Linked DNA regions of Homo sapiens: all the other regions are linked to region 5. The links are chromatin loops, found by intact Hi-C in ENCODE. Cell type or tissue: PC-9. All regions are shown on one strand. Region 1 overlaps FGF12 (fibroblast growth factor 12). Region 2 has its middle 6.3 kb from the start of SNAR-I. Region 3 overlaps OSTN (osteocrin). Region 4 has its middle 150 kb from the start of OSTN. Region 5 holds the start of LINC02013 (long intergenic non-protein coding RNA 2013). Region 6 has its middle 25 kb from the start of TMEM207. Region 7 holds the start of GMNC (geminin coiled-coil domain containing).

Evidence for each region. A loop is a pair of places that touch in the nucleus more often than their neighbours do. Peaks named below come from ENCODE experiments on the same cell type or tissue, not always from the same donor. Only the 100,000 strongest peaks of a DNase experiment are listed, where the experiment ranks them.
Region 1: it touches region 5 in a loop (20-fold over the local background); 4 of 110 quality-filtered maps call a loop at or near these places.
Region 2: a loop joins it to region 5, with 3 times the contacts of the local background. A loop is called at or near these places in 8 of 110 quality-filtered maps.
Region 3: it touches region 5 in a loop (16-fold over the local background); 4 of 110 quality-filtered maps call a loop at or near these places.
Region 4: a loop joins it to region 5, with 8 times the contacts of the local background. A loop is called at or near these places in 49 of 110 quality-filtered maps.
Region 6: a loop joins it to region 5, with 5 times the contacts of the local background. A loop is called at or near these places in 2 of 110 quality-filtered maps.
Region 7: a loop joins it to region 5, with 6 times the contacts of the local background. A loop is called at or near these places in 13 of 110 quality-filtered maps.

The regions. Positions count from the first base shown.
Region 1 is chr3:192,442,970-192,446,969 of GRCh38, forward strand. The region is part of intron 2 of FGF12 (fibroblast growth factor 12); the gene reads right to left. Among named protein-coding and RNA genes, the nearest start is that of FGF12-AS2, 70 kb to the right of the region's middle. In PC-9, CTCF peaks have their summits at 1,718 (motif pointing left) and 1,918; a DNase peak (open chromatin) is centred at 1,712.
Region 2 is chr3:190,882,229-190,886,228 of GRCh38, forward strand. No RefSeq gene overlaps it. Among named protein-coding and RNA genes, the nearest start is that of SNAR-I, 6.3 kb to the left of the region's middle. In PC-9, CTCF peaks have their summits at 2,194 (motif pointing right) and 2,399; a DNase peak (open chromatin) is centred at 2,183.
Region 3 is chr3:191,236,994-191,240,993 of GRCh38, forward strand. The region is part of intron 3 of OSTN (osteocrin); the gene reads left to right. Among named protein-coding and RNA genes, the nearest start is that of OSTN-AS1, 4.4 kb to the left of the region's middle. In PC-9, no CTCF peak of the experiment used is centred here; DNase peaks (open chromatin) are centred at 228, 678 and 1,568; H3K4me3 peaks cover 871 bases; H3K27ac peaks cover 2,785 bases.
Region 4 is chr3:191,049,287-191,053,286 of GRCh38, forward strand. No RefSeq gene overlaps it. Among named protein-coding and RNA genes, the nearest start is that of OSTN, 150 kb to the right of the region's middle. In PC-9, a CTCF peak has its summit at 1,870 (motif pointing left); a DNase peak (open chromatin) is centred at 1,875.
Region 5 is chr3:190,698,712-190,702,711 of GRCh38, forward strand. LINC02013 (long intergenic non-protein coding RNA 2013) reads right to left here and starts at 603. Exons shown (of 2, transcript NR_183762.1): 1 at 1-603. In PC-9, a CTCF peak has its summit at 2,496 (motif pointing right); a DNase peak (open chromatin) is centred at 2,550.
Region 6 is chr3:190,422,785-190,426,784 of GRCh38, forward strand. No RefSeq gene overlaps it. Among named protein-coding and RNA genes, the nearest start is that of TMEM207, 25 kb to the right of the region's middle. In PC-9, CTCF peaks have their summits at 1,757 (motif pointing left) and 1,959; a DNase peak (open chromatin) is centred at 1,837; H3K27ac peaks cover 562 bases.
Region 7 is chr3:190,860,439-190,864,438 of GRCh38, forward strand. GMNC (geminin coiled-coil domain containing) reads right to left here and starts at 2,256. Exons shown (of 5, transcript NM_001146686.3): 1 at 2,175-2,256; 2 at 246-420. The coding sequence starts at 2,177. In PC-9, no CTCF peak of the experiment used is centred here; a DNase peak (open chromatin) is centred at 2,373; H3K4me3 peaks cover 1,769 bases.

The sequences.
Region 1 (4,000 bases), 1.7 Mb after region 5:
GCTAATTTTTTGTATTTTTAGTAGAGACGGGGTTTCACCATCTTGGCCAGGCTGGTCTTGAACTCCTGACCTCATGATCCACTTTGCCTCAACCTCCTAAAGTGCTGAGATTACAGGCGTGAGTCACCGTGCCCGGCCGTGTCTTCCATCTTTATTAACAAGATCTTTGATTAAGCTGAAAGAAGGAGTTTTATTTGGGAAGACTGGATTTCAGTTGATACAACACAGAGAAATTCAGACATTTTCAAGCATATCCATCCTCTTTGGAAAATACGTAAACATCATAGTATTCAGAGATAACCTTAAGTGAGGTTTTCACTGCTTTGTACAATTGTGTCACTGTAGCTCCTATATCCACAACTGAGTTGTGATAGAATGGAATATTCTTTTCTGCTCTTACATACAGATTTTAAATGTGGATAATAATATAGAAGATAGATATTTTATAAAAATATAAATAACTTAAGTATTGCAGGACAGTAGTAATAAGTAGGGCTGGAAAGGTTGTTGGAGAGCTTTGAATACCTAGGTTAGTATTTAACTGTATCTTTCAGGCCATTGAAGATTTTGAAAAGCAGTTGCAACATAATCAGCATTCTGCTTCAAAACTTACAGCTAATAATTTTGTTTTGGCTCAATATTTAAAATAACATTTCGGTTAAGACCTGAGTTCAAAATGTCTCTCAATATACCTTATAAGTTATGAAAACAAGCAAAAAAATTTAAAGATGATTTCCAGCTCAGCAAAATCTGCATTTTCATTTGGACTTTGCTTTACCCTTTTCACAATTATTTATTTGCTTCACACAAAATAAGCCAGGATGGAAATTCCCCATCATGGTCAAGTTCTGCTCCATGATGCACACACAAGGTTCTGTAGCTTATGGGAACCAGGAGAATAGCAGGTGGGGCAGGTAGCAACAAGAGAGCTCAAACAGAGTGGCTGAGAAGCACTGGCGCTGCAAGGTGCAATGCTGGCCCAATGTCAGGCACTGGGCTTATCCAGGACTTACAGACCTCCTCTCAACTCAGGACCATGGATTCTCAGAGTTCCGGAAGTCCCTATAGTGCCATAATAAAGTAATAATTCTTCACCAAACCACAGACATTTGCATGGACTTTAACGAGTTGATTGTGAGGAAGAAATAGGAAAATGACCATCAGTCTGGCCGCCTTGAGTTCCGTAGCCAAGCCCTAAAACCAACGCCCAGCCTGCCACAGTGTGTGACATCACCCATATCCCCTCCAGTTCTCTCCGGTCTGACCTTGACAGCTGACCTTGAAAAAAGGAGAAGAAAGATTTGAGCTCACTTTTTTTCAAACCTGAATTCATCATCCGCCACAATTTCCTTCTCTCTTCACACCTTCCAACATTTCCCATTCAGTAGGTTTATTAGAAGGATTCCATGCTTTTGACTCAGCCCTCTTTGTTTGTTCCTTTTGTCTTTTTTTTTATCTTGCCTTTCTGTGAAACTGTCTTTGTTTCTTCTAGTTAGCCAATTGATCCTAACATTGCTTCTGGAACAAGATAATGTGACCTTCAGCATTAGACAAGACTGGAACCAGTGGGGAAAAAAGCAGAGTATATTGTCATTCTATGTTCTAAGAATAATTCAAACAAGCCTATGCCATAATGCTGACAGGATCTCCCCAGATTCTCTCAGCTTCTAGACACCATCACAGCCCTGCTTGCTACGCACAGGAGGCCAGGAGTGGTGGGCGAGCGCCACCTCGTGGACATGAGGGAAATTGCTTCCCTCTGCGAATTAGACTGTGTTTCGGCTTAGCTCTCAAAACACGTTTAAGAGAATTGTATTTTTAAATGGCTTGAACACCTTCCAGTCAGTGAAGCGAAGCCTGAATTCATGAATTCTCTATCTTAGGGATTCTCTGAGTAGCAGGAGAAATATCTGTACGGTGAATCCGTCCTCAGGTAAAATTTAAGGTGAAGGACAACAGTAGCTTCGCTTCTTTAAATAAAAGATTTGTAACAGAAATTTAAAGAAAGAAAAAAGAGCACTAATTATGCAGATTGCATTCAAGTTAAAATTTACATAGTATCTGGGCAGTAAATTCCACCATGCTTTAAAGCAGAGCACTAATTACTACTCTTCCATTAAATCTTTCCTGAAGAATCTCTTCTATCTTTGAAACTACCATCCATTTTGCAAAAACAAGTTACCTTTTCATATTTAACACCAGCAATTCACAGAGGAGTGTGATTTATAGACATTTGCATTGAAATAACCTATACTTTTTTGTTGTAAGTGCAGCTTCTTAGGCCCTACCCAACATCAACTGAATTAGAATTTCTGGGGCTGAATCCCAGGAAGGGGCATTTGAGGTTAGCATCTAGTTGATTCTCTTGCACACTGTGCGCTCCAGTTAGAGACCCCACTGCTTTCTTCATTGAATCCAGGAATTAAGCAATTTAGGAATAGAATTGCCATTGTTCTTGCAAATTACACTATTACTAGTTTTTTATAGCCCAGCTTCCTAGAGCATCTCATCTAGAAAGCTTTCCCAATTTATTCTAGAAAATTCAAACAGATGCCTTTTCCTGAGTCCTTCACCCCAAGAACATCCTTATCCAGGGGTCGTTTTACTCCACCTTCCTATTTTAGCTCATCAGAGATCCATATCTTCACCTAGAAATTCTGAAAGGTGGGGGTCTCTCACGCTTCTCTTTCCATGGGCTTTCAGAATACATGCAGCAGCGTTTTGCACGTGGCAAGGTTTAAAGAGTTCATCCCAAACTCTTATGAGTTTGCTCTTGGAATCCTATGGATTCAAATAATTAGCCAAGCAAAAAGATTGGCAGCACGGCCACCAGAAAACAAACCTCCCACCTTCCCTAAAGTGGCAGAACAGCTGCCACCAGTAGAACAGAGTTGTTCCTCTCCTCTGCCACTCAGGCACCGTGACTGCAGAGTTATCCAGACACACCAATCATTTTGCAACTGCTTGGCTCTCTGCAGTGCCCCAGGAATTCTAAGCAACAAAGGAGACAGTCATCTGTTCCACAGCCTAGCAATTGTGTCATTAAACAAATTGCTCCATAACGTCAAAAGAGGCATTCTTTGTGACAGCCAAGTGATATAATTTGTCTTGATTCCAGACATGGGAGACATCTGTCTCGAATTCATGCCTGTCATTTGAAGTTGCAAGTTTATCTACAGAAAAGTGAGACTATACCCAGACACTGAACAGAAATATAAACATTAAGTGACTACTTAAAAAGCTATAGTTTTACCCTTTTAGCACAAATACAGGGAAATTCTTTCTAAACTATATGGCTGTATACCAAGTGAAAAACATAGATTGGTATTCTCTCAACAAAACTGCTTTCAGAATCGGCAATTCAGTTTGCCTGAACTGTTGGAACATAACAATAGATGCAGGTTAAACACACAGTTCATTTAGCTCAACACATCCGTTTCTAACAGTGATGTATCACGGAAGCATTAAATTAAGCAAATGCTCGTTGAGCACCAAGTTATGCAATGAACCATTAGATGCTATGGAATTAAAAGAATGACAACATGTATCAAATTGGGCAATTCACAGATGGCCTCGTAGAAGTTCTGCTTCCCGTGGGTCTTTAAAGATGCATAGTCTGACAGTAGTCAGCAAACAGAGATGGTCTTTCCTTTCTACTCCTCTCCATTGTCTTTCCAGTGAGGTCAGCATCTACATGTGTAACGCATCCAGCACCAGCCGTCAGACCACCGGCATCCTCACCTTGAATAATATTTTCCTCCATCCTGCCTCACAACTCGCATCCAAGGCAAACATGGACATACACCACCTCTGAAATCTTCATCTGAAACATCCAACTCTGACTCACCTCCCTCCTGTCCTACAGTATTTTCTTCCACCACTTCCCAACAATTCCTCAGTCTTCCTGAGATCCCTAATCCTTCGTTCTCACTCCCGTCCACCATCACGTGTCCTGTCCTTTTACATTTGGCAGATTTCTATTCATCTTTTTAGTCTTTGC
Region 2 (4,000 bases), 180 kb after region 5:
TGCTTTGGCTGTTTCTCTTATGTTATTGGTTATATAGTATTGCCTCAGAGTTAAAAGTTTTCTGCAAAAATAAAACGTGATTGACGTTGGTAAAAACACTAATTGTAGAACATTGCACAAGTTTGATTCTCAATATATTTTAGCTTATTAGGTATTTGTCTTTATTTATGATGATGATTGTGAAAATTGAAAATAAAAAAGAACTAAATTACTATGAAGTCCTCTCATTTTTCAAAGTGACTTAGCAGAAATTTATCGCCAAATCTCTACCATTTTTGTCTGGCAAGAAACAGCTCAATTAATGAGTAAACAAGCCAGCCTTGAGGAGTTTTGTTATTTCATTCCATAAAATGATGTAGCATAGAAACTCAGAAATTCTCATCTACTTACTTGCAATTCCCCAGCATACTCAACACTTTTTAAAATTCAGTGCTCACACTGCATTATTCCATGTGGAAGCTTCTTGTCTAACACGTTTTTATTTGTTAGAGTTCCACTGCAGCTATATCTTCCTTATTCACTCACCTCCTACACTGGTATTGTTGGTGAACAGTAGCTCATGTATCAAGTATCCTTAGTACCTGACAGTATGTATTTGGTAATAATATCTCCAGAGCATTCAGCATCACATTCCACAATTGCTAAGATGTAAAAAGTTCTGAGAATTGAAAGGTACTAGAAACAATATTTCCCACTTCTGTACCTTCCTGTTTTCCCCATCAGACTATGACCTGTTTGATGTACCTCTCTATACATACAGCGCGCTCTCACATTCAATACTCATTAAAAAGAAATAGTTGAATTTATTTTTTACAAACTAATTCCCAGAAACGGTATGAAGACAAAAGCCACATACCTAAGGATAAAGCTATGAGGCTGTTTGCAGTTTGTGTTTCTAAAGGTAGCTCATTCTTGGAGATTTCTCTAGAGAGGCATTGTCCTTTGTGCGCTCTGGGAGAAGGATGAGGAGAACAAAAGTTGCACACACTATTTAAGGATAATATATCATGGCTGTTTTAACTAACGACCCCGCTGCCAGTCCATTATCATGAACTAGGATAGGGCAGGAAATCAAGGTTTATTGTTTTGCTTTGGCATTTTCATGTTCTGCATTGTCAGCAATCTCTACTGAGACAGGTGACAAGAAGAGAATAATAGTTAAGTAATAGATTTTAATAAGTGGGGAATTAGTAGCTAAACTTCATTAGTGATCTTAAGACCCACAAATAAAATTCATAGTTTTGCAAATGTTCAATTTAAGAATATTTCCAATCATCTATCAATAAGCTCTCAAGTATGGTAAATTTTAACTCATCATCTTAATCACCCTGTCTCTGGGTTCTCTTTCTTTCTTTTTCTCTTTCTTTCTTTCTTTCTTTCTTTCCTTCTTTCTTTCTTTCTTTTTCTTTCTCTTTCTTTTTTGAGACGGAGTCTCACTTTGTCACCCAGACCGGAGTGCAATGGCGCGATCTCGGCTCACTGCAACCTCCGCCTCCCGCGTTCAAGCGAGTCTCCTGCCTCAGCCTCCCGAGCAGCTGGGACTACATGCACGCGCCAACACCCAGCTAATTTTTTATTTTATGTTTTATTTTATTTTATTTTATTTTATTTTATTTTGTCTTTTTACTAGAGACGGGGTTTCACCGTGTTAGCCAGGATGGTCTCGATCTCCTGACCTCGTGATCCGCCTGCCTCGGCCTCCCAAAGTGCTGGGATTACAGGCGTGAGCCACCGCGCCCGCCCTGGGTTCCTGTTCTTTAAACATATAACTATGATTCCCTAGCCCTTTTCATTAATGTTAACCTCGTTGTTTCCTCCTTTATCCCAATGACTGTTTCCTCATCCCTTACATTCTTCAATTAAAAAAAATCTCATTTTCTTAAAATTTTCTGCTTTTATTCTGCTCTGGGCCTGTTTATTCCAAATCCAAGTCTACAGAGTAGAATGGAATGCTCTGTGGACTAGAAGCCAGGAGACCTGACTTCTACTTGATCTACCACTAACAGCGTAAGCTTAGACAAAGCATTCTCTCTGGACCTTTAGTTTTCCCATTTGTAAGAAGAATGCGTGTTGGAGTTGATGATCTCCATGCTCTTTGAGCCATACATTTTAGACACTAAAATTCTCACATCTGTTTGTCTCACAAATCCTTTGCCAGTGAGCTGTTGCATCCTTCAGACGCTAGAGGGAGCTTCTGGGAGACTTTTCTAATACGTTTAGACTGAAGTAAGGAATAAATGTCCCTTTATCGCAATACACATTCTGATTGAAAAATGTAATTTCTCCTTTTAATTTAATGTAAAAGAAATAAATGTTGCAGTAATTCTAGAATTTTGTATTATTATGACTCTGTAGCATGAAGCTAACTTAATTCGCTTTAAATACCAACCAGGTCTTGAAGTTTTTGTCCTCTATCTTTAAATTTATGAAAATATAGGGAAGCACATTTAGAAACCAATGGAAAATAAGTACAATTATGAGAGTAGGATTCTTTTTAAAAGCCATCATTCTCAACTGAGATAATTCTCTGCTTGATGATATTGTAAAACAGAGTTATGATGCCCCTGTGTACTTTCTAAGAATATGTTTTAGAAAGTAGACAAATGCAATTTGACAACGACCTGTTTAACAATAAAGTTATTATAAACTTATTTATTAAATTTCAAGGAAATCAGGATTGGGAAGTTTGTGAAGAACAAATAAACATCTATTCATCATCCTAAGAATAATGTAGTTTGAGATGAGAAGTTAATTTGCATTTTTATTACTATTATTTGTTAAATTATGAAAACAGTGAATATATTCTTAGATTAAGAAGAGTTAACATGACTTTGATTCTTTGCTTCCTTTGTAGACTATTTGCTTATTCTTTGGGGATCTCTTAGATAATATCTTTAATACTTTTATATTTCAGTGTGTCTTTAGGTGCAGGAATGTTCGTCTCTTGAAGGATTGAAATCGTACATAACTTTTCAGTCTGAGCTTTTATGGCTTTAATTATAATGAATTCTGAGTTATTCTTTTCATTCATTGCCTCTTTTTTATTCTCTTTCTTTATTTCTGGTATTTCTATTATGGGAGTGTTACTAAGTCTCTTCCTAACCTCCATTTTTTTAATTAGGCTGTATCCATTCTTTTAGTCAGCTAATACTTTCAGGTTAGTTTTATTTATTTATTTGTTTATTTGTTTGTTTGTCTGTTTTTGAAACGGAGTATCACTCTGTCACCCAGGCTGGAGTGCAGTGGCACAATCTTGGCTCACTGCAACCTCCGCCTCTGGGTTCAAGCAATTCTTCCTGCCTCAGCCTCCTGAGTAGCTGGAATTCCAGGCGCCCACCACCACGCCCAGCTAATTTTTGTATTTTTTAGCAGAGACAGGGTTTCAACATGTTGGCCAGTTTGTTCTTGAACTCCTGACCTCAGATGATCCACTTGCCTCAGCCTCCTAAAGAGCTGGGATTACAGGCGTGAGCCACCGCGCCCAGCCAAGGTTCTTTCTTATTCCAGCCATATGTATTTGCGACAACCAGTGTCTCCAATTGATTCTTGCTTCTTGTTTTTCAACATGTTTAAATTTTTGAGAATATTTATATCTGCATTTTAAATACTTGTTTTCTCTATTATTTTATTAACTCTTTATTCTCTAGTATTAGATATTCCATTTGTTATCTCACAGTGTGTTCACTTTATTCAGAAGCCTCAAGGATTTTTACTGGAAACTCATCCTCTTTTACATGAGACTCTCAGCTGACTTTTAAGACTAAAAGATTTCAAGGTTGGGATAGGTATAGTTTTGATCCATTTACTGAGTGTTATTCTTTATTTGTTCTCTTTCTATGTCTTTTCTGACCTATCAAAGTTCTGATATGGGAACATAAGATGACAAGCCAACTGACTTAATTGGTAGTATCTCTTTTCCTATTCAGGTATGCTAATTATGTTTAAGCATTTAATTTCTTCTCCCTCTCTCTCTTGCTCTTACTCTTACTCTCAAAATGCT
Region 3 (4,000 bases), 540 kb after region 5:
CCAAGGCCGTGACTTTCCACTTAATTTCTTTGCAGAAAGTAGCTTTCTACAAAGCTGCTAGAGCAAGCAGGAGGGGAAAAATGGCAGGGAGGGCAGGCAGTGAGGCAGATGCTGACATTCTTGTGAGGCTCTGATTAGCCTAAGTAAATCTAGGTTTTACATGTGAAATGAGGATGTAGAGGCAAAAGTCAATTATGCGTTGCCTCAAGCGACTTTCTACAAAGAAATTAAAGTTCTGTGTGAATAAGATATTTGTCAAAGGCCAGGAACAGTGAGATTCACTTAGAATATATGCATTAAATGAATAGTTTTAGAATTACTGTATCCATGATATATGGATTTCTATCCTAACGGGACTGCAGCTATCTCAATTCTTGCCTCCTTAGAAGAAAGACTTTGACTGAGGGGCATAAAGCAGAAGAAGAAAGCTAGGCAAGTTTTAGAGTGGGGTGGAAGTTTATTAAAAAGCTTTAGAGCAGGAATGAAAAGTGAAGTACACTTGGAAGAAGGCCAAGCAGGCATCTTGGAGGTCAAGTGCCCCATTTGACCTTGGCCTTAGGGTATTATATGCTGGCCTGCTTCCAGCACCTGGCATCCTTCTTTCAGTGGAATGCCCCTAGAAGGTCATGTACCAGTTAAATGCCACCTTTTGACCTCTTAAAGCGCATGCTTGAGCAAACTCACCCAACACCTGAGATCTTATCAGGAAGATGCCAATCACCAGTTTCAGATATTTCTGATCTATAGAGAAACTGCCTTTCCCTGGTGCTGGCTGTGACCAATTATTATTTTAGAGAGGCAGTGTGACAAATGCCTGACCATCACCTATGGTCACCTGACTTTCCTGGTGGGATGTGGGGGCCCTCTTCTGCCCCGTTCCTGTTCATGCCCCAGTACAGCTCTATGCACTGTAACAACAGGTTCAGGCTAAAGTTGAGAATAGCAATGCCAGATTCAATTTGTCAGATATGATTGCCCTTCTTGACAAAAATCCCAAAGATTAAGGTAAAAAGTCTAACATTTTATTTTCTTTCTAATTTGTTGTGAAGAAATGCCACAGAACTGAGCCAATCGCGGCATCTCAAGGTTTATGCTTTTCTTTTTTAGCTCTTATTTGGTCATCTCCAGAGGACATAGTTGAAAATGAGCTCCATTTCAGGTGTGGGAAACACAAAAAAGGGATACAGTGTTAATCAAAATGTGACTGAGGCATTTCTCAATCAACAGAGGTATATTTGGCCAAAGTTGAAGATACTTGCGGGGAAAAAAATCCAAGTCACAGGAGCACCTGTGACCTGTGCTTTTTCCAAAGGGTGTTTTCAAGGGGAAAGAGCATGCAGGAGGGGGAAAAATGCAGAAAGGGCAGGCAGTGAGGCAGATGCTTCCATTCTTGTGAGGCTCTGATTAGCCTCAGTAAATCTACATTTTACATATGACAAGAGGAAGTAGAGGGAAAAGTCAATTATGCATTCTCTCATGCTCAGTAAATCTACAGTTTACATAAGATAAAGTAAACATGTGAAAAGAGGGAGTAGAGGAAACGAGGCTGTGATACAGCGTTGTGGAATTACAGCTATCAGTTTAGAAACAAAAGGAAGGCAGTAGTATTGACTCAGTTCCCGAACTTAACTTTCCCTTTGGGGTAGTGATTTGAGGAGATTCCATGTTCTTTCACAAGAGTGTGCCGCCCTTTTAAATGCTGCCTTCTTACACAGTGGGAAATGCCTTTGAGCATAATGATCTTGGGCCATTGTTGCCAGTGACTGTTCTTTACTGCAGTCCTCTTCTCAGCTCAGCTCAAGACCATAGGATGGGACAGTCCTTTTACCTTTTCTCCCAACCCAATTTATGTATGAAGCTTTAAAACTTTCTCCCAAAAGGGATAATACCTGATTCCATATATAGGCTTTGCAAAGTATATTACAGACCCTAACCCTCAAAAGAACATTCTACAGGATATTTTTGTATGAATACATTTGCTGAACAGAAGTTTTAAAAGTTTCATTCGCTTCTCAAGGTTCATGAGCCAAGTAAATGGAGATCCTCTCTGCCTTATACGATAAACTCTATATTACTGGTGAGGGTGTCCAGGTTCTCGGCGTCTTGAACAAAGAATTAAACAAAACGCACAAACAAAGCAAGGAAAGGATGAAACAAGGAAAGAATGAAGTGACAAATGCAGAAATTTATTGCAAATGAAAGTACACTCCATAGTGTGGGAGCGGGCCTGAGCAAAGGGGCCCAAGGGCCCTGTTATGGAATTTTGAGGGGTTTTAAATACCCTCTAGAGGATTCCATTGGTTACTTGGTGTATGCCCTGTGAAGGGATGAAATAAAGTTACAAAGTCACATACTGGGCATGCGCTATGGAGAGGATATTTTCTGTCATAGCTGAAATGTGAATCTGACTTATGTTCCCTGCCTCTAGACCCTATTTTCCTGCCTCATCTACAGCCATTTTCAAATTAAACATGCCAGTACAGTCACTTAAATCTCATTATGTGATTCCAGTACTCATGGTTTCTTTCTGAATGCCTGTCCATGTGGCTAATTCCTTGAGATAATACATCAGAAGCTGACATTATGCCTAATCAGCACCTTCATCATAAATTGAGCAGAATCTGTTGAAAAGTGAATTATCACTTTTGAGACAGAATCCTAGAAGTCAAAAGTAAACTTTCTGCTAAGTGAATTAGCACTTTCTTTTGTTATTCAAAACTACCCCATTTATTAAGTGGTAACCAATTGTTTCTGTCCTCTATGTGAAGGAACTCCTGTTAGGAAAAAAATTGGCTTTTGCCCAGCCTTTTATTCACTCCTTCCCAGGGAAGGAATGGCCACTTCTCTGATTGGTCAGTTTGGGAGGAGTAGTTGAGCCTGTTCAGGTTATCGGCTTGCTTCCTCTTTTTATTGGAAAACAATGACTAGTTATAAAAGTCTGTCTAATACAGGGAGAAAACAACAGGAAGCCCTGTGAAATTCAGATGTAAAGACACACTTTATGTTCAGCTTGATCAGCAATAAAAATGACATTTTGTTTACTATACATTGATCACTCATATTTTATTTCTCTACTGTTTCTGAATGTAGAATTGAGAAAAAAAGCCATTATGTTTTGGTTCCTTAAAACCATATCACCATTCAGATTTAATGTGCTCCTTCATCCTATCATTCTGGAATTTGAATTTAAATTTTAACATGGTTTTGTACACTTTGATTATTTTCCTTCTCATCCTTCACAGGTTCTTGCCAAGTCCTTCAGCTTGGTCTGTTCTCACATGTCAGTCCTTCCAAGGTTGTATATAGTGATATCTATCCTAATGTAAACATTTTAGTTTTGCATTTTAATTTTAAATTGCAGTAACCAAGATTGCAGGATTCATGGATGATCATTTATTTTTTCTACATGCTCCTTAAGTTTTTCCTAAGTTTTCTAAGTTTTTTCTAGAACCCCCAAATTGGGTGTGGTCTCTTCTCTCACGGAATCTCAGAGCACTGTGAATCTCATGGTATTAGATATCTATTGCTATGCAACAATTACCTAAAATTGACGACAATAAACATTTTTGTTCTCACACACTTTTTGTGCATCGGAAATCCAGGAAAAGCTTGACTCATTTTTTTCCAGCTCAGGGTCTCTCTCAAGGTTACAGTGAAAATGTTGGCCAGGGCTTCAGTTATCTGAAAGTTATACTGAGGCTGGAGTATTCACTTCCAAAATGGCCCACTCACTTGGCTGAAGGCAGGAAGTCTCTGTTCCTCACTGGCTGTTGGCGAGAGGCCTTAGCTCTTTGCCATGTAAACCTCTCTAAAGGGTTGTTAGCATGCACTTAGGAAATGGCAGCCAGCTGCCGCCGGAATAAGTGATCCAACAAAGTGAGGCAGAAGCTGCAATAGCTTTCATTACTTCCAACAGTGTCATTTCCACAATAGTCTATTGATTAGAGAAGTCAGCCCTATTCAATGTGGAAGGAGACTACATAATGGTAGAATTATTGGG
Region 4 (4,000 bases), 350 kb after region 5:
GTTGGACCAGGAGTGGTGGCTGACACCTGTAATCCCAACACTTTGGGAGGCCAAGGCAGGTGGGTCACCTGAGGTCGATTTTGAGACCAGCCTGGCTAGCATGGTGAAATTCTGTCTTTACTAAAAATACAAAAATTAGCAGGGTGTTGTGACGGGAGACTGTAATCCCAGCTACTTGGGAGGCTGAGGCAGGAGAATCGCTTGAACCCGGGAGGCAGAGGTTGCAGTGAGCTGAGATCATGCCGTTGCACTTCAGTCTGGGCAACAGAGACTCTGTCTCAAAAAAATAAAATAAAAAGAAAAAAAAAGTTGCAGGTCTCAGCTCCAGATGACCCATTCATATTCTTTTGTAAAACATTTAAAGAGGAAGATAAATTTATTTAAATCATGCCAACTTTCACAGGCACATGAACACATATTCACAAAAACTTCCCCATCAGCCTCAAATTCTCCTTAAAATGAAATTTGTTGAGTTGGCAAACCCCTGAAAATGTCAATGGGGTTTCACTGACAAGATGGATATTCTCACATAATACTTGTGAAGCATTGAGAAAATGGCATTTATACATGGTTGGGTAAAAAAAACTGGATTTTGAACCATTATTACTAGATTGATGTAGCAGGATTTTGGCATGTTTATCTTAGTGTTTGGAATGAAAAGAAGTTTGCATTAAAATTGTGAGAGTTTGGGAAATGAAAAAATTAAAAGAGTTTTTTTTTAAAGTATGACAAGGGGCTTAGAACAGGCTTTTGAGAAAATCTTCAAAGAAAATCTTCAAAATTGAGTCTATGACAGCTACGCTCTATTCTCTGTCCTAGGGCTGTCTTTATGTTTCTTTTCCTTAGTGTGACAAGGATATTTTATAGGAGAAAAATCGTCCCACTATCTATCCCAGTTCAAGATCTATCTGTCTAGGGAAGTTTCAGAAAGATAGTCTGTCAGGTTACTTAACTGTGAGGAAAAGAAAATAGCTTAAATTCAGTTACATAAAGATGTGCATAGAAAGTGGTGTTTTAATAGTTGGTCACATATCATCCTGTCACCTAGGGCACGATGCAGAGGATGAGGCTGGTGGCCACAGCTGGAGCCTTGAGTATTTATGAGTTCGTATATGCATGTGTGTATATAAGAGGAAGGGTATGTGTGTATTGAAAATAGGAATAGAATGAGTGCAGAGAATCTAGAGGCATTAGACGACAACCGGAATGCCAACTCTGAAATGGTGTGGAGTAGAGAGGGTGAATTTCACTAGTTCCCTTTCCCCCGTTATTGAATGGGAAAGCTAAACTAAATGAATCATCCACTGTTAGTAGACTTCATTAACCATCCTCCCCCTAGCTTTATAACCAAATCTCACTTACAAAACGCTATGTCCTACCTCTCTTAATCCCCAGTTCTTTATTTACCTTCATCTGGAGAAGCACAAGTTGTTATTTTTTCTCCGTCAGAGACATTTGCAGCACACATATCAGCACTTTTAGACATCAGGTAGCATCTCTATCTTGGTTCAGCTGTCCTGTGTGCTTTTGTTATTCCCAAAGGTGCTGAGTGACCAAAAGCATGCTTTAGTGTGGTGCCTAACAGCCACCAAGCAAATGTCCTTTGGATTAGGACAATCCCCACACAACACCAGTATAGGAAAAAGCTGCATATGTGCTGCATTTCCACCTTTTATCCACAGTTCGAGTCCTGTATCCAATTTACTTTCCGTATAGGTTTCTAAGTAAGAGATAAGCCAGATAAATTATCTAAATATTTTATTTCATCCTCTGGATTTAAATCACTTTCTCAGAAGAAAGATGCAGTGGCTTTTATGGCCTTCTCTTCAGCTCTACTTTTCGAGTAACTGTTAAATGGCTCCACCATGTGGTTGAAAAATATATTTTATTTACAGAAACCTAACACTACAACAATAAAATTAATCAAATTAGTGTCATTTTATTTATTCATCCAGCAAATGTTAACCTAGCCTATTACGTGTCAGGCTATGTTCTCTGCACTGAGAACACTGTCAACGAAACTAATACAATCCCCGGCTCCTTGGATCTCATGATCACTGTTTATCTTTCCCATGGCTGAGTAGCAGACTATACCTAACATTAAAATAATCATAAAAACACATCTTTTAAGTTGTTTTTATTAGATACAATAAAGCAAGATAAAATAGGCTTTAGTTATGGCTCTGTAAGTAACTGTAAAAATACTTACTTTTCCTCTCTGGGACTCTGTTTATTATAGGTTGTCCTAGATAAATGGCCCCTAACCCTGATAATATGATAAAACAATGATGTATTATTTCTCACAGAAAAAAAAAAGCACATTCCAAAGTTTGTCTGCAAGGTTGGGGTGGGGGTGTTATAACCTCCTGAAATATTACTTACGCTCTGTATGTGTTCACATACAGGTAAAGTATATTATATATACCTATTGGAATAGATACTCTCTATATCCCTTCTACCTATAACAATCTTTGCTTCCCATGATCAGGAATAATTGATAAAAGAATCAATTCCAGAAGAGAACTAGAGCTTATATTCAAGGCTCCTGTCTTCCAAACCTTCCCAACACATCAACTGAGTACTGTAGTTGCTGCACTATAGCCGTTTCACCTTACTGCTTCCTGCTACCTTTACTCAGGAAAAAAGTGCCACGTGAATGGGTGATCATAAAATGTATTGTGCAAACCAGGACAGTTTTGAGAGTGAAGTGGAAACCTGCACAAGTACCTATTTATCTTACAATTTTATTATAAAAAGTAAATTAGTTAAGGTGCTAAATGAGCACAGAATAGTGGTTGGCATATAATAAGCACACTACACATGTCAGTCTTTTATCATGGACAACTAGCTATAGATCTCTCTACTTGTTTTCCTACTATTCCCTCTCTCAAACTCACCCTCCACTCTGCTTCCGAAGGTATTTTTGTAAAGTGCAAATATTCAGGTCCTTTCCCTCCTGAGAAGCCTGTCAATGGATTTTCCACTGCAAATGGAACACACGAATTCTCTTCTATTTGTTTCTCACTATATTCTCCCAACACTCCGCCTTTGATTCAGCCATAGCTCCTGCAAGCCCAGTCTCCTCCCTTCTACCTGCATGTATTTGAATCCAACCTTTGCTATTCTTCCTCCTAAATTTTACCCATCAAAATTCTCCTCATATTTTAAGTCCCTTTGTTCAGGCTCTTCTAGGTAATGTCAGACAGAAATTCGTCTTTCTCTATTTTAATAATTATATTAATTTTAGCTATCATTTATTAAACGTTTTTGTCAGGCACTATTCTAAGCTCTTTACATACCATTACCTTTTTTTTGTTGGAAAGAGAGATCTAGACACATTTAACCATTGTTCAGTGCACAGAGTAGTAAGACTTATGACGGAAGTTAGAACTCTGTTCAATGCAAGGTAGAACACTATGGAAATTGAGCCTGTAGGCGCTGAAATAAGACTGCCAGGTTTCTAATTCTGACTCTATAATTTACTAGTTGTATGACTTTGGGCATGTCTTTTTTTGTTGTTCAATTGAAACTGAGTAAACTCAGTTTCTTTATATGTACAGTTCATAGTGACAGTTGACTCAGGCCTGTAATCCCAGCACTTTGGGAGGCCGAGGTGGGCAAATCACCTGAGGTCAGGAGTTTGAGACCAGCCTGACTAACATGGTGAAACCCCGTCTCTACTAAAAACACAAAAATTAGCCAGGCGTAGTGGCGGGCGCCTTTAATCCCAGCTACTCGGGAGGCTGAGGCAGGAGAATTCGGTTGAATTCAGGTGGCGGAGGTTGCAGTGAGCTGAGATTGCACCACTGCACACCAGCCTGGGCGACAACGCGAGACTCCATCTCTAAATAAATAAATAAATAAATAGGATTGCTCTGGCACTTAAATTGTGAAAATCTGAAACAAAAGATTGGAATTATTTTTTGTTATGTTTCCCACAATGTATTCTCACTGTCAATATACATTGCCTACTCAAGAGAGGCACTTTTCAACTGTCATA
Region 5 (4,000 bases):
AAGAAGTCCAAAGTATGATAACAAGTGTGGATTTATCCAGATGACATTGGAGTAACACTACAGTGTTTTAAGCAGGGAAATTACATGATCACATTTATATTTTATAACTATAGTAAAGCTTCCATGTGTAGAATAAACTGGAGGAAAGCATACTGAAAGGATGAAGACCATCTAGAAACATATTCAAAAGTCTAGGCAAATGATGGTGATATGCCTAGCCTAGTAGGATTATGGATATTGAAATTGACTGTATTCTAGAGATATTGAGGATAGAGAAACAACAAGACTTGGAAATAGCTTGGGTATCTCCATGATGATAAACAATAATTTGGAAAATACGGTCTTGTTTTAAGTCTTACTGTGAACACATGCAGCTATTTGCCTGTGGATTTGTGTTTTTCTGACTGTAGGAGCATATTGGGTCTACACTCAAGGAAAACTAGAAGTGCAATAGTTATTGCCCCAGAAACAACCCTCAACAAATAACATAAAGGAAGATGACAGATCAATATTTCACTTTCCTCTCACTCGATAATATACCCATAAACTCTGTCCCACTAGAGTTCTAGGGTTCCCCAGAAAGATTTAGCTCCAGTTACCAATAGTGGTACATGACTTCATAATGCCCCCTGCGCTAGAATTCTTCCATTTCCTATTTTACTTCTCCACTTCCTCCCTACTCCCCTACCAGCATTTCTTGGGAAAACTTGAATATTTGTCTTACTGTCTGTTTTGGATAAAAACAAATGATGAAAACTTTCACTACAAAGGGATGATATTGGGGTGGAAATGAAGAATTCACATTTGAGAAAGATGAGATCAAGATACTCTATTCAGGTTGTTGTAGTTTAGCCCTTAGGGTCTTTCTGGTGTCATGTTAGAAGACTGCTTCCAGAAGCCTAGTTTCTGAAGCTTTGAGCTAAGGATTGGCCATCTTTTGCTAATAGTCTTCTTAGATGTCTGATTTGTTCTTCCATGAGTGGTGAATTTGTTTTTGATTATGTCCCCTCTGTTGAATGAAATTTAATTGTATTATACAAATTGCATTAAAGAGTATTTCTGGTATCACGTTTAGCTTCTTACTTCATTTAGCTAGGGTAAAATATGGTACTATAACCTGAACTGTGTTCCTCAAAATTCATAAATGAAAGCCTTGACTGCCAATGTGACTGTATTTGGAGACAGGTCCTTTACAGAGGTAATTAAGATTGAGTGAGGTCACAAGGGTGGGGCCCTAATCTGATAGAACTGGTGTCCTTAGAAAAAGAGGAAGAGACACCAGGGCTGTCTCTTTTTCTTAGTTCTGACAAAGGGAAAAGGCCTCGTGAGAACACAGCAAGAAGTCTGCTAGCCACAAGCTAGGAAGAGTTCCCTTACCAGGAACAGAATCAGCTGGAGTCTTGACTGGGATGTCCACCCTTCAGAACAGTGAGAAAATAAAGTTCATATTAAGCCACCCAGTCTGTGGTGTTTTGTTATGGTACCTTGAGCTAATACATATGGGCACATTAATGTTTAAATGAACGTCTTTACTTTATTTCCAAACTTCAGTATTTTCCTTCCTACATTTTAATTTTCTTTTTTCATAATGTTCTTTCATAAGAGAATGAATTTTGGACCCAGATCATCTGTTACGTTGGTCAAATTCCTTAACTTTATTTGAATCAATTTTCTCAAATGTCTGAAGATGATGATACTAATATTTGCTTCCCCGTCGGATGGCTGTCTTCAAAATAAGCACTTTAATTATAATAAAGGCTGGAAATAAAAATATTTCTTTTATTATTGCTGTATGTTTTCAATATTCTTCAATATCTTACATGAATTTTTTTAAAAAATTAAGTTGAAACTTTCTATTCCTGTCTTATTTTTCAGACATAGCTTTTTCCTGTCTTCCGTTCCACTCCTTCTCTAGAATTTCTTCTTGCCACACACTTCTTTCCCCTGGGTAGACAGAGCCTCACAAGCTCATCCTTATTTTTCCTCACAAAGCCTTGTCAAACAGACCATCCATTGAGATTCCTACTGGATCAATTGACAATTGATTCAATTTGGTCACTAGGCAACATATTTTAGGAAAAGAATGTTGTGAATGCTGTTTTTGCATTTATTTTCCAGGATTAAAACCTTCTTCAAATAATCTGCTTTGTTCCAGGATCCATGAAAGCTTGAAATAGCACCCACACCGTCTGCACTTGCTTGCCCTTTATGCCATAAATTCCTTCTAAACATAGACATCCATGTCAAGTTGGCATTGATATAGGATGCAGATTTATGTGTTTAGAAGTAAGTCAAGAAAGAAAGAACATTTGGAAAGACTATCAAGAAAGATGGGTTGTCAGAAAAAATAAAGAAAAAAGAAAAAAGATAGGAAAACTAATGAATGCTAAAACACACTACAACAGCTTATCAGTGTGAGTTAGCTCTTCATGTTCTCGTAGTCCGTTCTAGAATTGGGACCTTCTTTTCAGGCTCTTTTTCAACAATGGCCACTGGAGGGCATTGCCAGCCAGCAGTGAGGGAGGTTTATAGCAAGTCCTTAACAGGGAAAGTTAAGGTATAAAGGTCAGATGTGGCAATAGCGTCAGACAACAATAGGGCAAACATGAAAAACTACAACTACGTGTCTCAGAGCAAGATTTTGCTGGCACTTAGACTGAGGTCTAAGAAAGAGTTGTTGAAATATGGTGGGTGTTTGCCCTAGGTTTTATTTTCCCTTCTCACTGTTAACATTGATGTTGTCATTTATTTACAGCTTTATGGTTGCATGGGCCTCATATCATTTGATCAGTATGTTCTCTAACAGTTTGGTCTAAATTGAGTTTCTGAAAATTTGAACCTGTCAATGAAGATGGCTGATCTCCATGAAAAGATGGCATAAGCAGGTCTCTTCAAAATGGGAAAAGGTCCTCTAGGAAAGCAAAATGTTACTTTAACATTTGAACATACCTGCAAATTTCTTATTAAGTTGATTTATAGTGTGACACATCAATAAGGTACTTGAGGCTTGATTCACTAGACTGATATGCCACTCAATCGGGCAGTCATTTAGCTTATTCACCACCTCTACTCGGGGGGCCAGTGATGCTTCCTCTGATCACGTTGAAACGGCGCCCATGTGAAAGCCCAGCACCATGTTACATTTCCATTCTACCTTCTCTTCTTATGCCTTGGAATATTCAAATCAATATTCTTCAAATTTCAAGTCTATGGGAAAGGGTGGTATTTTTAAATTCTAATTTGTTTTAGTGTGCATATGTGTGGTTTGTTCATGTAGACGGCTTTGCCGTTTAATCTCAATTCTTGGCAAGCCAGTGTTAAGTGACTGGTTTTACACTTGGTGTGACTGAATGGGTACTGAGGCTCAGCTTGCCTGAATTACAAAGGCCATCGAGATGTTCTAACCTCATGTTTCTGGAGAAGTTTTCAATTGGCTTTTAGCACTATATCATCCTGGATTGCCTCTGATATCAATGACTACTTCTGTCAGTTTCCTTTACTTTCCTCTCTGCTGTTGGAACAGAAGCATGCCCAGAGATCAGACATTGAACCTATTTTCTTCTGGGTCTGCCTCACTTTCATGGTGATATCCTCCAGCCTCATGACTTTTAAAACCACCTATAGGCCAATGACTCCCAAATTTATATTTCCACTCTGCATCTCTCCCATATACTCCAAATTCCAATTTCCAAATGCCTACAACTCTACTTGAGTGTCTGATAGATGTCTCAAACTTAGTATGTTCAAAACCAAACTTGATCTTCCTTCTAAAGCTTAGTTTTCCCTTCTCAGTTTATAGCAGCTTGTGGTTTTCTGTGTGAAAAGGGCTATGTAAACCAAAATAAAATTCTGAGCCCCTAACAGACTAAATGGACTCCCCTCTTCACCAAAGGGATCCCAAAGAAACCTGAGCAACTAATTCAGGGCATGAATGGAAGGTGTGGGAGGGGATCAGACATGCTTCATTAAACCTTTCTCCGTTTGGAATTTGGGCACAACT
Region 6 (4,000 bases), 280 kb before region 5:
TGTTTTTTAAAAAGCTATTGAATGGGAAGTATTGATTAGAGGAGGGTGTTAGAGAGGATCTCTGTAGGAGAAAGGGAAATCTTCAAATTCTGTAAATAGGAACCATGTAAGTTAATTTAGTTAATATAGCAGAAACTGAAGCAGTCAATAAACCTTGCTAAAAGGAGAAAAAATAAAGATGGAAGAAATTTTGCATTATGGGAGATACTTAACATTCCAGCAATGCTTTGCCACTCTTAAGAGATTGGCATTACATCTCTTACTTCAACTGTCTTCACATAGCATTAATGTAGTTTTTGACCATGTCACAGGTGGCAAAGTACTCCACAGAATATTAGATAAGCATGCAATTGTCCACTGATTATTTCTAATAAATATCTAGGCTTTTTAAAAATTATTTTGCACCTTTCAAAACAAGATAATAGCTCTAGTCCTTCTAAATGTAGAAGACAATTAGTAGTACCCAAGACTCTTCTAACATTATAAGTTTACCTGGATTTAGGTATATAAAAGAGAGAATAATCTAAGTTGATATGACTTCATTTTGTATGGCCAGTTTTCCTACCTTATGGACAAAAGTTGGCTTTTTTTTAAATATAAAGAGAGACATTATTACATTAATTATTAGAAAAAGTGAACTCATATTACTTTTTCTCATTATGTCCCAAAACAGATTTTCCAAAAAGGAAACCCTCCCAAACAAACATAATAGTAAAATTAAGCAACCTGCATTCATCAACAGTGTCAGTAATTCTGAGCAATGCCATTTTTATCTTAATAATATAAAAATCTAGCATTTTGATTGATACAGATTATTTTTTCATGAGTTAGATCGCAAGCATAAATTGGCATAATTTCAGAGAATAAATATTTTCCAAATGCACAAATACAAATTTCATTTTGTTTATTATTAACCTATTCCATTTTGTAAAGCAGGCATTACTTTTATTTCATTTTCAGAGAACTATAGCTAGTTCTGTGAAAAACAAAAATGGTACTTTTTATCGCATCTAATATTAAACATTCAAAAATGCCTGCATAGGATTATTTTGTACAAAATCACAAAGCAAAATGAATTTGAAAGTAAAAGATTCCCTTGGAATGTATAGTCTATTTCTTTTCTTCTTTTTTTTTTTTTTTAGATCACTCTCAACAGAGTGGTTTTATAGCCAACACATTTTCATTATTTCATTTTCTCTTACACAATTTTGAAGAATTTCACATTTTGCCTTAAATATAATATTCTGGGAGAGTTTCATTTTATTGTCCACATGAATGCTATTTTAACTCTATCCCAGCTCTATTTCATTTTTGTGAAAGATATTGAATTTTAAAGTTGTCTCTTATAAAGTTGTGGTGCTAATGTAAATGAAACAAATTTGGAACTACAAAACTGAAAATTAAAAAGGAACTTGCAGTCAGGTAAAAATGATATAGGTTAGATCTATAAGGCCAGTGTTGTAGATATTGCGTACCACGTGGGCATTATATGCACAAATTAGCCTACCTTTGTAGACACCTCAAACTCATAGGCCTCATCCTCAGAAAGATGGTTTCTATTTCAAATTTTCTACATTCTGATGCCAGGCATCTCACCTGATGCTCAGCTTTCTTGTGAAAGAAACTAGATACCTTTTTGCAAATGTGAACCTCATTATTATTTCATTCTGCTAGGGTCTGTCAAAAATTTGATATCAGTAGTAACTCAGCTTCATAGTTTCTTCTAGCCATTAAATCCAAGCTAGCTAATGGGCTGGAATCATAGATTGGCTTTCATGCCCTCTGGTGGATGCTCAAAGAAATTGCTACAATCATTAGTAAAAAGAAAAAAAAACAACCCTCATTTTAAAAAACAAACATTCTCAGCCTGGCGCGGTGGCTCTGCCTGTAATACCAGGGAGGCCGATGTGGGCGGATGACCTGAGGTCAGGAGTTCGAGACCAACCTGGCCAACATGGCGAAACCCCATCTCTACTAAAAATACCAAAAAAAAAAAGTTAGCCAGACGTTGTGGCGGGTGCAGAGTCTGAGGGAGGCGAATTGCTTCAACCTACCTGGAAGGTGGAGGTTGCAGTGCACTGCAGCCTGGGCGACAGAGTGAGACTCTGTCTCCGAAAATAAATAAATAAATAACATTCTTTAACATGGGAAGAAAAAAAATTCAATCCTATTACAAACACAGAAATAAACCAATCAACCAACCAACACCAAACAGGTATTTTGTTTGAAGTGTACTGACTCATAAACGCAATTAACTTTAAAATAAATTCCAATTACTTCAACTCCGACTTTCACTACTGTCTTAGGCAAATTAGCTGATAAATCATTAGCTCTGTTTCTAGATGTGCTTACGCTTTTCTATGGGTTAATTATAACCACTGCCTGCTCTGTAAATGGAATGGGGTGTAACATACGTAGCTCATAGGATACAAACAAAAACTTTTTCTTAGAGTCACTCATTTGAGATCAATATAGTTATATTGATCATTCTCTGATGTTTACTTATTATAGTCACTTTTAAAGTTAGAAGATCATAGTGGAAAAATGCCTGAAATAGGAACTGAAAGATGTCAATACCTAGTCTCTAGTTTTGTTTCTTACACTAATTAGCTATACAACTTGGGCAAGTCAAATCGTCTTCCAGGGTCCACACTTTCTCATCTATTAAATGAAAGCAGACACACATGCATAGATAGGTAGATAGATAGATAGATGATAGATAGATAGATAGATAGATACCTTTTTGTCTACTTTTTAAAACAGAATTTGTGAGCTTTTCAACTATAAAAGTATATATATACTTTTGAAGTCTAATTGAACATTAGAAAATCAAGAAACATAAAAAATAAAATCATCTGTAGCCCCATTACGTGAAGATATGTTTTACATTTTTTACTTCTTTATAGTATGACTTCCTTTGTTGGCTTGGAATTACAAGCTATAACACTGCCAAATCATGTACTTGTTTAATTTTATATTTCTTTCTATTTAAGTAATAAATGAACTTAATTTTAAAAGTCAAGTAGTACTATAAAATCGAAATAGAAATCAGTACTTTTCTGTCATACCTAAGCCACACATTATCTCCGAGTCCAATTTCTTGAGACAACAATTTTCAACTCTTTAAGTATTTTGTTACAAATATTTATTATCCAATTCTAAAATGATGTGTTTTGGCACCATTTGGTTTTAATTTATTAATACTTTATTTATTTAATAAATTAATAAATAATAAATTATTAATAAATAATAATAATTAAATTTTCACAATCTGAGATTAGCATTTAGGTTTCTTACTGTATCCTGCCACCTTCCTTCACAAACCTTTTCCCTTTGCCTATATTGTTAATATAAATAATATATATTTAAAATATTAATTTAAACATTTTAATCAATTTAAGTATTAATTATTTACATTATTCATAGCTTAACCATTTATAACAGTACTAATTATTTTTAATTTTCATAGCTTAACCATTTTATAGTTAATCCAATTTTTGTTTTTCATGGATTTAATAAATGCCTTGTTTTTTTCACTTCCCCTGTTTTCCACTTACTACTAATTTAACATTAAAGCTACATATATATTTTTCTTTAATCATTCCTCCTATTTCCTGTAGCTCATTGCTGTTATGTTCTGATTGGAACTGGCTCTTCTTCGGGCTGCTGCAATGCTGTCTTCCTATAGATTAGCTTCACTATCATTTTCAGAATTCTCTTCACTTCTTTTGCCTCTAATTCTAGGACATTTCTGGATTGCCGTAGCAAATATTAGCTTAATCATTCTATTTCTTCCCTGACGCTTAGCAAAGCAGAGAAACTCAAAATCTCAGTGAATCATGACAACCATCTGTGTCCATCTCATTCATCTTTCCAAGTACTAAAATCTTCTGATTAACTTTCTTCTTACTGTCATCTTACTTCTGTCTCTGTGAATTAAAAACAGTTTAATTTCTTTCCTATAATCTTAGTAGGTTTCTGAAGAGAGTAGATGTCTTCA
Region 7 (4,000 bases), 160 kb after region 5:
CTCCAAGAACTGTAAATTGTAGGGAGAAATACATGCTATCCAGTGGGCAAGGTAAAGAATCCCATTTTCACTATTTGGCAAGTGTAAAGCAGCAGGCTTTATGACTGTAAAAATCAGGAGTCCTTGGGTTTACTTAAATTTTCCATATCGTCCCTTATTCTAGAGTCCCAGCCCATGATGCTCCGCAGCCACGGGTATGGAAAAGAGCTCCAGATCTATCAGGGAAGCAGAAGAGCAGAACTTACCCTGTGCCTGTGGTGCTTGTTGGAGCTCTCTGTTGTCCAGGAGACCAGCAGCCCAGAAAGAGACCCAAGTCTCCGTGGAAACGTCAACACTAGATTCTGACGTTGTAGTGGAATACGGGCAATTATAGCTCTGGCCTCCTACAAAGTACTGGTCTTGGCAAGGCAGAATGGTGTTCTGTGAAATTCAGTATGGGGGGAGTGAGGGGTCCCAAAAGATGGGGTGATGGAGATTTAGAAGGGGGAAAGGGTGGGAGAAATACCGAAATTACATGCAGTGAAATATAAAGAAAAAAAATCAGAAAAGGTGTTAAGTATAGATCCATATTAATTTTGGGGTGGTCAAATTATAATTACTAAAAGGGAATGAGTTTCTTGGTTTACCCAGAATTTCCCTTAGGCCCTCTGAGCAAAAGAGCAGACTAGCATTGAATGGGTGAAATTTGTACATATCCAGGAGGATTGTCTGTTGCAACGACCAGCCCATCTAATAGTCTACCCAGATCTAAATAAAGGGAATTCTACTTAATGATTCAAAACCATAAGAACTATTTGGTTCTTTCTGCAAATACCTTAATTATATTTCTAAAACTCCTGAAGGACAAAGAACGCAGAATGCTAAAGCTGAAATGGATGTGACATAATATAGACTAACGTCTTCATTTTTGTTTCTGAATCATACTTGCCTTATTCCTTCCTTTTTCCTCCGTCTGACCTAACATACTGCTGGCTCATAGTCCATCAATCTATCTGTCTGTCTGTCTGTCTGCCTATCATCTATCTATCTATCTATCTATCTATCTATCTATCTATCTATCTATCTATCTATCTCTGTCCCAGAGATAATTAAAACATTTTGCTCCCAACACTAAGCACAGGACCACAAAGCTGCTCCAAGTAAACGTATAATCAAAGCTGAAAGAAGTTCGTTAGCAAAGACAGCAAGCTCTAGTTCTGTCCATCACTAGGGCTCAGTGCCCCTCCAAAGTTATCTTGCCATTAACTGGCATGTATTCTCCACTGTGTTCTGATCCAGTGAACACTCTCCTGCCTTCCACTTCTTGAACCTCAAACACACAGTCTTTCCATACGTCCAGGCAGGGGCAGGTATGCAGCCTTCCTGGGTTAATTTGTACAACACCAAATTTAAATTATTTGTCAATGTTTAATCAGGTAAAAGCCATTCATTTTAGCAGAGCCCAGCTTTGGAAAAACTCTTTTTGACTACTACAGGGCTTCTTTGGACATTAACATAAACAGAGAGAAAACAAATAAGAAGAAAAAAGAGAAAAAAAAGTTAAGTCAATTCAATCGCACTTTGTTAATGTTCTCGGTAAATTAAGTTTTGAAAAATTCCAGTTCTGAAGCAAGTCCAGCTTGGGCAGTGCAGACCAAAGAAATTCAGCCAAAAGTTTATCAAGTGCAATTTTCTTTTATTTTAAAAGCATGTTTGCAGACTCTTTCCCTGAGGTTTTTTATTTTTTATTTTATTTTTTGGAATCAGAGCTAAGCTATTATGCAATTGATACCTGAGAAGAAAACAAACTTCAAATATCCCTAGACAAGTTCATGTCCAAGTGTTTGCAAATATATGCATAATCTAGAGGAAGAGGTAGAATGAAAAGTGAGTGCAGGTGGAGGGGGAAGTTGGGGAGAAAGTAAGGAAAGTAGTAATAACAGAAAGAGAGAGAGAGGGCGAGAGAGAGAAAGGAGAGAAAGAAGAGGGAGAGAGGGAGAGAAAGAGAGAGAGAGAGAGAGAAAGCAGATAGAGGATACTAAAAGAGACACAGGGCAGCAGAGAGGATCTGTTTTAACTGGCGGGTAGCGGAGAAATCTTGCTCCGAAGGTGGAATAAATTCTAAATGCAAAGCTTATTAACTTTCAGAGACCCAAGTTTGCCAGCGGACTAGCTAACGCCAGTTCCTCACTTACCATCTTGCAGTGGAAGAAAGCGCTGCAGAAACTGAGCCCACTCAATTTTTCAGTAAAACCAGTGGGAGCTTTAAATGAGACTGAGGGGAGGAGCTAGGAGAGGCGAGTTCTAATCTGCGGGAGCTCCCGGTGACGCCCAGAGCTCCCGGCGAGCGCCGCTCTGTGATTTGGTGAGAGGCTGTCAAACCGGTGACGTGAGCCAGGAGTCACCCAGCAGAAGACAAAGTCACTCGCGCTCTGGGCGGCCACCGCGCCGGGACCAGGGACCTGCCGATCTGGCCACCGGCCGTGGGGCAGAGGCAGGACCTCCGGCCCTCTCGCTCCGGGTGCGCGGCGCTGCTTCACACCCGGCCCCAGTGTGGACTCGCCGCGGGCGGGGAGACGGGCGGGGAGACGGGCGGGGAGACGGGCGGCGACCCCGCAGCCGGGACCGAGGCGAGGGCCGGGCTCCCTCCCGCTCCACGCGCAGCGCGGGGCAGGGCCGAGCCGGGCCGGGCGAGAAGATGGTCCAGGTGCCTGGACGTGGGGTAAGAAAAGCCCAAACCGGCATCACAGGGGTCAAGGGACTCTTTAGGGAAGCCCATCTAACTGGCCCCAGAGTTAGTATGCTTCCTGTGTATTTTTTTCTGGCTACGCGATAACAATATTAACTTGCTGTATGACGTTGTCAATTGACTTTTTTTTTTTTCTATTGGGTGTGTCTTACTTTCCCCTATTTCTGAAATGAGTGTTAAATATGGAGGTGATATATATCCATCCTGGAATGTAAGCTTCACTGGAATAGCAATTCCTGTTTATTTTGTTCCCTGCTGTCTCCAAAATACCAGAAACGCTTTCTCACATGTAATAAGTGCTCAACAAAGATTTGTAAAAACAATTAATTAAGTTACAAATTTCGGAATCCAAGTATCTTTTTATATTGTACCTTTCTTCACATTATAATAAAATAAATGATTATAATTAAGAAAACTTGGTGTATGTTAATATCTTTCAATTAAAGCATTTGATTTCCTGTCTTTTCTCTTACCTTTTATTCTCACAGTTCCTATTATATCTAGAGGAGAAAGAGGAGTAACACCATCTTTAAAACCATTTAGCCACCACTAATAGCCAACTTTTATTTCAACTTACTAACGTAATAGATATAAAGCAATTTACATTAACCCTGGGAGGTAGGTACTCTTATTGTCTGGTATAACAGGTTGACTGATGAAGCACTAACATTAAGAAATTTCACCAATGATTATACAGTTAAGAAGTAGCAGACTTGGGATTTAAACCCAAGCTGGCTGAAGCATCCATGCTCCTAGCTCCATGTATGTGGTATCTGACCCACCTTGGCTTATGTCCACTGCACATTATAGACATTTATGTAATGGTTACTCTTATGGGTGGGTTGTGTTTCCCCAAATTCATATGTTGAACCCCTAACCCCAAAGTTACTGTATTTGGAGATAAGGCCTTTAAAGAGGTAATTAAGTCTAAATAAAGTCATATGTGAGACCCTAATCCAATAAAACTGGTGCCCTTATAAGGGACACCAGGGGTGGCACACACACAGTAAAGGCCATGTAGGGGCACAGTGAGAAGGCACCTGTCTCCAAGCCAAGAGCAGATGCCTCAGGGGAAGCCAACAACCCTGCCAACACCATGCTCTTGAAATTTCAGCCTCCAGAATTTTTGGGGGAAAAAAAAAATTCTGTTGTTCAATCTATCCTGTCTATGGTATTTTGTTATGGTAACCCTAGCAAACTAACACCAGACAGGGAGTAGGAATTGAGAAAACTTCTGAGCCTGTTCTGCACAGCTCTTTCTCTAAAATACTT